Regions from separate parts of the Homo sapiens genome. Here region 2 is linked to region 1. Evidence: chromatin loops called from intact Hi-C (ENCODE). Cell type or tissue: dorsolateral prefrontal cortex. All regions are shown on one strand. Links, peaks and the distances in the headings refer to the core of each region. The heading gives the core; the rest is flanking DNA. Region 1 has its middle 3.0 kb from the start of PLP1. Region 2 overlaps MORF4L2-AS1 (MORF4L2 antisense RNA 1).

Evidence for each region. Peaks named below come from ENCODE experiments on the same cell type or tissue, not always from the same donor. Only the 100,000 strongest peaks of a DNase experiment are listed, where the experiment ranks them.
Region 2: a loop joins it to region 1, with 9 times the contacts of the local background. A loop is called at or near these places in 30 of 110 quality-filtered maps.

Annotation. Positions count from the first base shown.
Region 1 is chrX:103,771,106-103,776,480 of GRCh38, reverse strand. It overlaps a transcript of RAB9B not described here. Among named protein-coding and RNA genes, the nearest start is that of PLP1, 3.0 kb to the left of the region's middle. In dorsolateral prefrontal cortex, for the core only: a CTCF peak has its summit at 2,175; DNase peaks (open chromatin) are centred at 2,245 and 2,850; H3K4me3 peaks cover 2,717 bases; H3K27ac peaks cover 5,000 bases; H3K27me3 peaks cover 3,947 bases.
Region 2 is chrX:103,691,286-103,696,660 of GRCh38, reverse strand. MORF4L2-AS1 (MORF4L2 antisense RNA 1) reads right to left here. Exons shown (of 3, transcript NR_038978.1): 3 at 4,101-5,242. Among named protein-coding and RNA genes, the nearest start is that of MORF4L2-AS1, 6.7 kb to the right of the region's middle. In dorsolateral prefrontal cortex, for the core only: no CTCF peak of the experiment used is centred there; a DNase peak (open chromatin) is centred at 2,630; H3K27ac peaks cover 5,000 bases; H3K27me3 peaks cover 3,975 bases.

The sequences.
Region 1 (5,375 bases), core at 1-5,000:
CAAAAACCTAGATATTAGCTCCCAAAGTCCTTCCGAATCTGCTCCAGCTCCCCACATCACTCCTAGCTGCCCTTGGCCCTCTCCACCTTTCCCCTCCCGATTCCTTGGAAAATAAGCGTTCCTCCCCCACCCCCACCCCCAGCTCTACGAACACAATAGAGAAGAAAAAATTGTCTTTTAAGATAATTTCCTCCAAATCCTTCTCAGTTTCAACTGCATGAAGACAAAATGCAGGCTGTCAATTCGATGAACAGATTGTGATTAGGCTGGGGGAGGCTAGAATTGTAATAATTTTATAGCTACAATAATAAAGACCCAGAAGTGGGCAAGACCTATGCAAGTTCACAGACTAGGTTAAAGAAAAGGCCAGCGTTGAAGATGTGGGTGATTTCCAAGAAGGATAATCGACTTCGAGACAAGTCAAGAACACGATCTGGGAATCAGGTAGTCAGTATTCTATCCTGAGAGTGTAATATCTTCATCAGAGAGCTTAAGCCAGGCAGACAAGAGGCAGGGAGTGGGTTAGAGTGAAGCAGCAGGTGGCAGTGAGGGTGGAGAGAAGAAACGAAATATAGTCCTTGCCACAGAGAAAGAAGCGGTAAGACAAAAATGGCTAAGCAGCAAAAACAGGGAAATACTATATAAAACCTGCCTTAGCAATAAGCTATTTCTAAAGACTGTGAAGGTATTTAAATGCCCACTGCTAGATGGGATCAGCCTGGGAAGGTTTTCTAGAACAGGTGAATCTTAAACAGTGTCTGTCTGGGCTCCTTGTCAGTCCTGTCTCCCTTCACAGCTCCCTTGACCTAGAGGCCGGTGTCCTCCCATGGATGGCCTTTAAAACAACTGGCTGGCATATAATAAGAGGGGCACCTGTTGGAAGACTCCGGAGAAGGAAGGTATGGTCTCCTGGAACTTTTCCTGTGATTTTGCCTTGGGAGAGGAGAGAAGAGGAGGGAGATACTGAGCAGAGACTAGTACCTTCCTGGGGTGGGAGAAAGGCAAGATTGTGTCTTACAGTTTTCTCTTTGGGCTGTGACTTTGGACATGTTACTGGCTTGGGCTCTGCTGTTAGGAAATGGACGAGTCTTTGGCAGATGCCCCTGTGGGCCCACTGGGGCCAAATCCTGCACCGTTTGAGGCTTGCTTAGAGTACTAGAACTCTAGATCCTTTGCTCTTGTATCAGCCCCAAGAAAAAAGGATCTCTGGAAATGCTGCCCCTTGCAAAACGGTATAATAGTAGCTTTCCAGAGCAGACGAGACTAAGGCCATGTGACTGATGGAAAAGGGTCCTAGAGCCCCTCGCCCTCCCCAGCCCTGCTCGCCAGCCACAGACTATGCCTGCTTTGGAAGCTCAACTGTAGGATTGAGCCAGCAATAAACTTCTGGATGGTCACTGTCGGAATGGCCCTGGAGAAGGGGGAGGACCAAGAGCAAGAAATCGCCAAATGTGTCTCCTCAGCTCATCAGATGGCAGGAGTGAGCCCAAACTTTGGGAGTTCAGATTTAGAGGATGAGGCAAATGATCCTTCACAGCTCGAATAGATGAGACAGCTCTCCACACAGGGGACATCACTCAGACTGAGCCCTCTCACAAAGCTTCCCCTGAGTTCTCAGCAGCAGCTCTGGGGACAGCAACTCTACTGGAAAGAAAATATGTGTTCCCAATAAACCCACAGATACCAATTTATCAACCACATTCCCTTAACACACATTTCTCTTCTCCTTTCTTCCATCTCCATTGCCTTAATATTCATTCTATCCTCTCCCCAAGTCTCAATCTCTTTGTCTCTGTTACCTGTCTCTGTCTCTGTTTCTCTCTATGTGTCTGTCTCTGTTTCCTTTTTCTCTCTCCACATTCCCTGTCTTCGCCTTGTTCTTATGCTTGTTCTTATGCCCAGGGCCAGAAAAGGGACCCAGCCAGGTGACCGTGTCTCACTCATCCCAGTGCCTTAAGGTTCCCAACTCCCTAGAATCTAGTGTGTTCTCATTGCTCTGTACATCCCGACACTCTGCCTCAGTACCTCGTCAGCAGACCTTTCCTGAGGGCTCCCTACAGACCTCATAGGGTATCTTCCCAGGTCCTCCAGAGCCCATTTTTATCTACATACCCCCACCTATTTCTGTGATTCTGCTTCCATTGGTTCTGCTGGGTGCCCTTGGCAAAATATTCTTGAGTCCAGCTAGGCTCCTGCACTGCCAAGGGATTCCTCAAGAGGCACTGCCAGCCTTCTTGGTGCAGCCTGCTGCCTGTACTGGGTGCCTGTGGGAACAATGCAGGATTGTATAAAACTCGTAAACAGTTTGCTTCATGCAATTCTGATGGTACCTCAGAGAATCTGGGCCCCCTTGATCATGGCTTGGTTTGACTGTGCAGCTTTCTTGCAAATAACTCGAAAACACTTGAATATTACCTCCACTCTCTGCTCTATGATCCCATAGTATCAGATTATTGAAGGCCACAGATCAAGTGGGTTCTCCTTGCTTCATTGTGTAGACTGAACTCTAAAACTCAGAGAAGTCCAGTGAATTTCTCCCAGGAAAAACTAGATAAGGGATCAAGTGCCCAATCTAGTGGCCAACTTCTCCCTGAGCACAGAGAAGAACATAAAGGGGAAGAGAGAAGCGCGTACCAGTGAAAGCCTGGGTCATCTGCTATTATTTGGGCTTCTAGAGCTGAGGCTTTGCTTCTCATTCCCAGGATAATGTCTTCCCAGACCAAATTTTGGAAGGCAGCTTTCCTAGCCCTGGCATAGAAGACTGGCTGGCTGGCAGGCAGGCAGTATATTATGTCCTATGTACTGTGGCTAGAACTTTCCACACCCAACTTCATGCCGATTGGCTAGACTATGCCTTTCTGGCCAAGAGAACCGAGGGCTGAGGGCCAGAGATGTCACATACTTTGAGCTGGCAGACAGGGGTAGAGAGTGGAGGGTGATCTTCTGCCTTTCCTGAAGGTTCAAGGAACAATGGGAGGATGGATAGGGGCAGGCCATGGGGTGTATTTGTGAGGGGGAGATGCCCGTGGCTTGGGATGGAGTAAAGAGTAGCCTGGAAGCCAAAATAATCACATGAAAAATCTCAGCTAAAGAATGCCTGAGGAGCACCACATAGCTACTAGCAATGTGAAGAAACAAGCTGTCCACAGAACCCACCTCCACCAACATAAAAACTTGGCCAGCTTTTGCAGGGTTGCCCCTGCAGGGAGGATGCTTGTTTGATGTGATTTCTGAGCAAAGTAGAAATAAAACTAGTATTATTTCTGGGGAACCAATGTTATTTGTTCAATTTGACTGATGGGATACTGAGACAATTTTCCCAATGGCACCTAGCAAGCAAAGACCAGAGCCATCTCTAGAGAATGCCTGTCTCCAGACTCTTATTGCTTGGAAGTTGCTTGGGAGGTTGTTCTGCTGTGAAAAAATGTGTGAATAGAGAGCCTTTGCCCTGAGCAACAACAGCCGGGGGCTGGGGGAGGATGGACAGGCTTCGGGCTGCTGTAGCCCAAGTTTTCAACCTTCTACACTTCTCAGGTTAAGTAGGAGGCCGCTATTTGAAACCCAGGGCAGAGGCAAACTTCCGGCAGTTTGTAGGATCAGTGGGGTTCCAAATTAGTCAGTAACTAGTCAACATGGTGAAACCCTGTCTCTACTAAAACTATAAAAATTAGCCAGGCATGGTGGTGCATGCCTGTAATTCCAGCTGCTCGGGAGGTTGAGGCACAAGAAGTGCTTGAACCTGGAAGGCAGAGGTTACAGTGAGGCGAGATGGTGCCACTGCGCTCCGACAGATCTCAAAAAAAAAAAAAAAAAAAGATTACACAAGATACTGAACATAAAATTCTTACCATAGTGCCTATGCTCAAGTATAATAACAATAATAATAATAATCACCAGATGGGGTGACAGAGTATCTCTGCAAATGTTTGATAAGCATTTAAAAAATAGAGGCTGAACTTTAGTGATCTCTAGAACCAACACCTTTCAGATCCAGGATTCCTATACTTCCCCTGAACCTGCCTATCTTTAAAATGGAGCCAAGGATATGTGCTTTGAAGAAATGTTGAGACTCTTTGAGACACACCTAGCAGTTTCTTTGTGTATTTGTTGTCTTCTAACATCTCCACCAGCACCTCTGGGTATGTCTATCACTAGGGTGACCAATCACCAATCATCCCGGTTTGCCAGGAACGAAGAGATCCCAAGATGTGGGACTTTCAGTGCTAAAAATGGGTACGGCCTGGGAAAACCAAAACAAGTTGGTCAGCCTACACCAGCACTGGAACACTGCCTTAAGCATTGTGCTTGAAGCAGTTGCCTCAAGGGCTGCCAACAACAAAAGCAGGTGTTAGGTTCCCCTTGCTGAAATCACTAAATGGGAAGTCCCCAAAGCCCCCCATTCCTCTGCTCTTTGAAATATCACGCCCAGGCAAGTAGGGTTGTCAGATAAAATACATGATGCTCAACTCAATTAAATTTGACTTTCAGATAAACAATGAATAATCATTTAAGTATATCCGAAATACTGGATGGGTCATACTTATACTGAGAAATTGCTCATTGTTTGTCTGAAAGTCTAATTTAACTGAATGCCTTGTATTTTTATTAGTGAATCCGGCAGCCCTACAGGCAAGGGCAGTCTGCTGTGGCAAGACAAGCTGGCTTTTGGGGTGTGAGCCACGAGAATGGCTAGGGAAATCTCACACAGGAAATCATGTTCCCTATGGACACACCTTCTTCTCTGCATCTCAGCCCTCAATCTCTTCATCTTGTGAGCCTGCCCTGGGCACCCCAGTCATGCTTTGTTCTGGGGAGGATCATCTGGGGCAAGGCAAGATGAGATGGGTCCTGAAGCAGGATACATAATCCATAATGGTTAGGAGTTTAGGCTTTGTAGGTAGCCAAATTGGGTTCATATCCCCCCTCAGCCTGGGACATAGCACAGTAAATGGCAATTCCCTGTTAATACTTAGAGGCCACCAGGCACAGTGGCTCACACCTGTAATCCCAACACTTTGGGAAGCCTAAGGGAGGAGGATCACTTGAGGCCAGGAGTTCAAGACCAACCTGGGCAACATAGTGAGACCCCCGTCTCTACAAAAAATTTAAAGATTAGCTGGGCGTCATGGTGCATGCCTGTAGTCCCAGCTACTCAGAAGCTGATGTGGGAGGATCACTTGAGCCCGAGAGGTCAAGGTTGCAGTGAGCCCTCATTGTGCCACTGCACTCCAGCCTGGGCAAAAAAGTGAGACCCTCTCTCAAAAAAAAAAAAAATTACTTAGTTGCAGACCTTTGTCTTTTCTTTTCTCTTCTTATCCTGTATCTAGCACTTTGCCAGACATCGAGGGGAAAACAGAGAAATGAGATGGTTTCCG
Region 2 (5,375 bases), core at 291-5,290, 80 kb after region 1:
AATTCCAGGTGTATGAACTGTCTTCACCCAAGGCTACCTAACAGGCAAAAGTAATGAATCATGGAAGTTAATCTCATTTGTCTCCATCTGCTACATATAGTCTCTCTCCCTAACATCCTGGTGGTGGATTCATGTTTAGGGTAAAGGATTCAAGGGGGAAAGAGAGGGTCAAAACTAATGACTATATCTTTAAAGTGTCACTGATACCATGTATGATGTTATTCTTCAGCCAAGAGATATCCAGTTAGGACTTCAGCTACAAAATAGTATCTATTTCTTTCCTTCACCCTTCTTTGGGGGTGGGGGGTGTGAAGGGGTGAACGTGCACTGGCTCTCTGATGTCTTAATTTGCTACCCCCTAATTAGCTGGGAACTGAATCTGAGATGAAAAAACCATACCCTGGCATTAAGGGCTACCTCAGGGTGAGTGGGTGTCCTCTGATTATCTTTGGAAGGTTTCTTGGAGTTGCATTCTTATTTCAGCCCCCCTCAAAGTGCAAGGCAGTGCCTCTATTTTTAATGAGAAATCCAATTCTTTCTCCTGTCATTCCTTGAGTTTTTCCATGCTGCTTCACTCAAGAGGTGCACCTTGGTGGCCTGTTTGCCTTAGTAAGCCCAACCTAATAAGGTTAAGAAATGGCTGATGCCTAACCACCCTTCCGGATATTCACCACCCTGCCATTTAGCCTCCTCACAGAAAGGTAACAGTCTAGTGTAAACGGATATACTTATCCATCCTCTGAGTCTCACTGAGTCCCCAGTTTTACAGATGGTCCTGAAATTGAGGTCTTTTGCAGGCTCCAGTACCCTGAAAAGTCTCCATCACTGAGCCCAGGTAAAGCAAAGCCCTTCACTAGAAATTTGAAGTCACGAAGTGAGTGGTAAGTGTAAGGGGTTCACTCAGTTGTGAGCACCATCGAGGTAAGAAAAAAGTCTCCATCTGTAGCTATGAGCACAGCACTTGGAACAATGGAGGTGGGCAATAAATGCTAGCCCAACGAACAACTACAAATGTGGAAGTAAGTGTATTTGGCCATACTGCCAAATTTCTCTGGTTGGAAGGATCAATGAGTAAGTTTTCTTGTGTTTTTGGAGGAGGCAGTGGTGGGGGAAACAGAAAGGAAGAGAACATGAGTCTACAAGATCATTGGGAGGCCGGGTTTAGGGTAAGCTGAGGTTGGAGTTCTCTGGGTTTTGTTTGATCATTTTTTGCTTTGTTCTGTTTGTTTTGTCAGAAGGCAGGGTTCTCTCATGATTTTTTTTATACCCCTATTTAAAAACTTTTAAAGATTTCCCTTTGCACAGAAGTGTAAGATTAATCCTTCAGTTGGCTACTAATATTGCCTTATCTCCCTTGGATTTATTCACAAATTTTTGTGGAGTGCCTAACACAATATGCCAGGCACTGTGCTAAATACACAGATACATGGTGAGGAAGAAACATAACTCCTGCCCTCAGAGGGCTGACATTCTGGCAGGGGAGACAAACTTAGATAGAGACATTTAAGAAGTGACCAGAAGGAAAAGTAAGATGGAAAGAGGCAAGAAGGACCAGGAAGGCAAAGGAGAAGGAAGATGTTAGAGGTAGGAGAGTTTCCAAGAGGGAAGTGATGTAACAGATTTGCATTTGCAAAAAAACTCCGGCTGCAGAGTGGAGAACAAATTGTAGGGAGACATGAGTAGGTCATCAGGTGAAAATAGTGGTGTCTTAGAAAGGGGAAAGTAATGGGTGCTATGGGAACATAAAGCAAGAGTACTTAATCTGGCCCTGGAGATCAGGGAAGGCCTCCCTGAGGAAGTGACATTTAAGTGAGTTTTGAAGACTGGGTTAGCTGTGGTGAGGAACATGACGGGGTGAAGACTGAAGAGAGTCTGTGTCATACTAACTTTCTGCCTTCGCGAAGGCAGGCCTCATTGTTACTAACAATTTGGTCCTAGCCTGGAATGCCTGGTATCTTTTTTCCCTTGGCCAAATTGTGTCTATCTTTCTATAGCCCTCTCAAACTCCATTTTCTCTGATGATGACCAGATATGACTACTCTCGTTTCTAAACTCTTATTCTATGTCTGTCACTTAGGATTTAAAGTCTTACTATTGGTATTGTGACTTAAGGTTACACGTTTACAAACTTCTTGTAAGTTCCTTGAATTTACGAGCTGTCTTGTATTACTTTGGCATCACCCAGAGTATCTAGCCCAGTGACAGGCACATGAGGTATTCACTGAAAGAATGAATGAATGAATGAGGCACTAGAGTCCCTGCAAGCCTCCTTTGGTAGTTCACTATTATCTGTGAAGCTGACAAGGAAAGGGGTCTGCTTTCCCTATAAGATTTGTACTAAGTACTTGGATGCACAAACCTAAGATCTGAAATTGACAGCTCCTTCCCTCTGGTCACTGATTCTCACCCCCTTGCAATCCTGCCCACCCCTACCCACCACCTTCTATTGTTTCTTCTGTCTTCTGGTTCTCAGCCAGGATGAGAAAATGGTCTAGCTGTCCTCAGAGACTTACGCCAGCCTGGACTGCTCTGCAGTGCCATGAAGGGCCAGGACTTTTGTTTACAGCTGGGAGCATGGTGAGGTGGTGAGCACAGCTGACAGCCCCACTCTGGAGCAAACATCAATCTTCCTCTGTCCTCTCGGCCAAGTTTCACAGACCAGCTCTATTGAAAGCTGGCTGTACCGGCCTGGGTCTCATTGACGTCCTACCCAGAACTCTGGCCTGGAAGCAGCGGGGTGAATCTCGGCTTTGTACCTTTTAGGAACTGCCCTTGCTCCCTTCTCTGTCCCCAGTTTCAAACCATTTTATCTCAACCTCAGGACCTTGAGAGAACATGTGCTCTGATTTCCCCATGCCCTAAACAGTGCCCCACCTCTCCAACCATATCTGCTCACTCCCAGCAGTGTACAAACCCCGTCATTTGCTTAGTTACACAGTGAAAACACAACAAAGAACGAACAAAACCACATAGTTTTCAATGGGTACTCTATGGAACCCGCCTTTCCAAGCAGGTTCAGGTTGGACCTGGAACAGTCAGGTTCCAAGTCCTTGAAAGAGTGTGTGTGTGTGTGTGTGTGTGTGTGTGTGTGTGTGTGTGTGTGTGATCTTTGCCTTCAGGCAGCTTTCCCATTGTTTTATTGTTGTTGTTGTTGATTTTTGTGTATGGTGAGAGACAGGGATCCACCCCACTGTTTTAAAAACTGCAGGTCAGCTGGGCATGATAGCTCACGCCTGTAATCCCAGCACTTTGAGAGGCCAAGGCGGGCAGATCACCTAAGTCAGGAGTTCAAGACCAGCCTGCCCAACATGGCGAAACCCCGTCTCTACTAAAAATACAAAAAGTTAGCTGGGCGTGGTGGCCGGCGCCTGTAATCCCAGCTACTTGGGAGGCTGAGGAAGGAGAATCGCTTGAACCCAGGAGGTGGAGGTTGCAGTGAGCTGAGATCCGCCACTGCACTCTAGCCTGGGCGATAAGAGTGAAACTCTGTCTCAAAAACGAAAAACAAAGAAACAAAACAAAAACCTGCAAGTCAGATGGGGCCCAGAGCCTTCCAAGAATACCCTGAGGTCCTCAGTAAGGACCTCTTTGCCACATATTCTGCTCCCTGGTGTCCTCTGTCATTAGCAGCTTTGTCCTCTCCAGCACTCACCTGGGGTGAGAATGAAGCCCCATTACACTCCAAGTTCCATCTCCTGCCCCAATACTCCCTTTGCCTGTGCTTCTCTTCCTGCTGGCTAACAGTTTTTGCCAATTAGCTGAGGTCTGTTTCCATGGTTTTCAAGCTCCCTCCACTCTCAATCGCCCAAGGGATATGATATACTTCTTTCACCAATAGTGGTTCATTACAGCAAGACTTACTTGTGGGGTTTGGTGGAGGGGGATTGCAGGCAGAAGGATATTTCCCTTCTAGAAGACCTAACCAGAATTTTTGGCAAAGAGGCTTTTTCAATCTAAAACGCCCCCCTCCCCAGATTTTTACAGGGTATGTCTCTACTAAAGGGTGTACATTCTACCTAACCCCTTGGTTAATAAGTACTCTTCTAAAGAGAAACCCATGTGCGTTCTCTTCCTCAGGACTGATGAAGCACTTTAAAACATTTTTTGTCTTTTTAAATGTTTTATTATGGAAAACTTCAAAAATACACAAAAGTAGGAAAAACAGTCTAATGAACTCCCACGTAACAAGCTTCAACAATTTAGATGCAGCACTTTAACTACTACTGGTTTGTCATCTTTAATAACATGACAGCTTATATTTTCAAAAGGCATAGTTTTTATCATTCCCAGTGTAACGGGGACTGTAGGTGGAGGTTAGAAGCATAAGCAAATTTAACTCTGGAAAAATGACTCAAGGCATCCTCTTGAAGCAGTGCTCAGATTGTAGGACTCAGCATACACTGGAGGAAAGCGGTCCTCATTTCTGTGGGTTGGTATGTAGCATGGATGACTTTATATGATCATTCCAAGTGAAGTCTGTGGCTCAGGAAACTACAAATTTTGGTAAATTGTATGCTAAACTATTAACTCAGGAAGGGGACAACAAGGAATTATGTGTGAATCTGGCATCCCAAGGTCATCCAAGGACATTATTGATTAGGTTCAGGATCTCAGTGTTTTGGGTCATTTGAAGAAGTAATCTCATTCTGTCAAATGGGTAGGTCAGTCTCGGGGTGGGGATTTGTCAAAGGAGGAGAGAGGAACTAGAAGAAGACAGATACCCCTAAAAGGATAAAACTTTCCCATGACTATTTTCATCTTTGCCCTGGTCTCACAGGCTAGCAAACTAGATTGATTCAGACTACATTCCTGGACTGGCTTTATAAAATTCCTATGGAATGAGGCAGGTATAAATAGATAGAAATACGTCCTTATTAAAGAAATACCATTTGCTTAGCTGAAATATTAGGTTTTATTTTTAACCTTTACATTAATCAAACATTATTCAAAAAAATCCAATAAGCTAGTCAGAATCAAAATTTTAAAATATCAAATTAACCTTAGAATAGACCAATTTTATCTACTACCCAGAAACCATGGGAAAACACTGGTGTCTCTCTCCACCCTCCAGAACAGACTGACTGCTACCTTCCAGACCTAGGAAGGCTCTCTTAGTCATGAGGTAAGACAGGGCCAGCAGAAAATGTTGGGCAGGTTGCACCCTCCCCAAGGGTGCCCAACTAATAAGGTAGAGTCCAGGCTGAAATTCATTCTTCAGCTGTTCTGGTGAGGTTGCAACAGCCTACAGAAAGAAAAGTTATTTTTCTCATTGTTCCACTGGAATGGGCCCTTCTCTACAATTTCTCTGCCCCCCAGGTGACATGCTTTTCTAATTAGCACAAAAGCAAGGTATGAGCTAATGGTGGCCTTGAAAA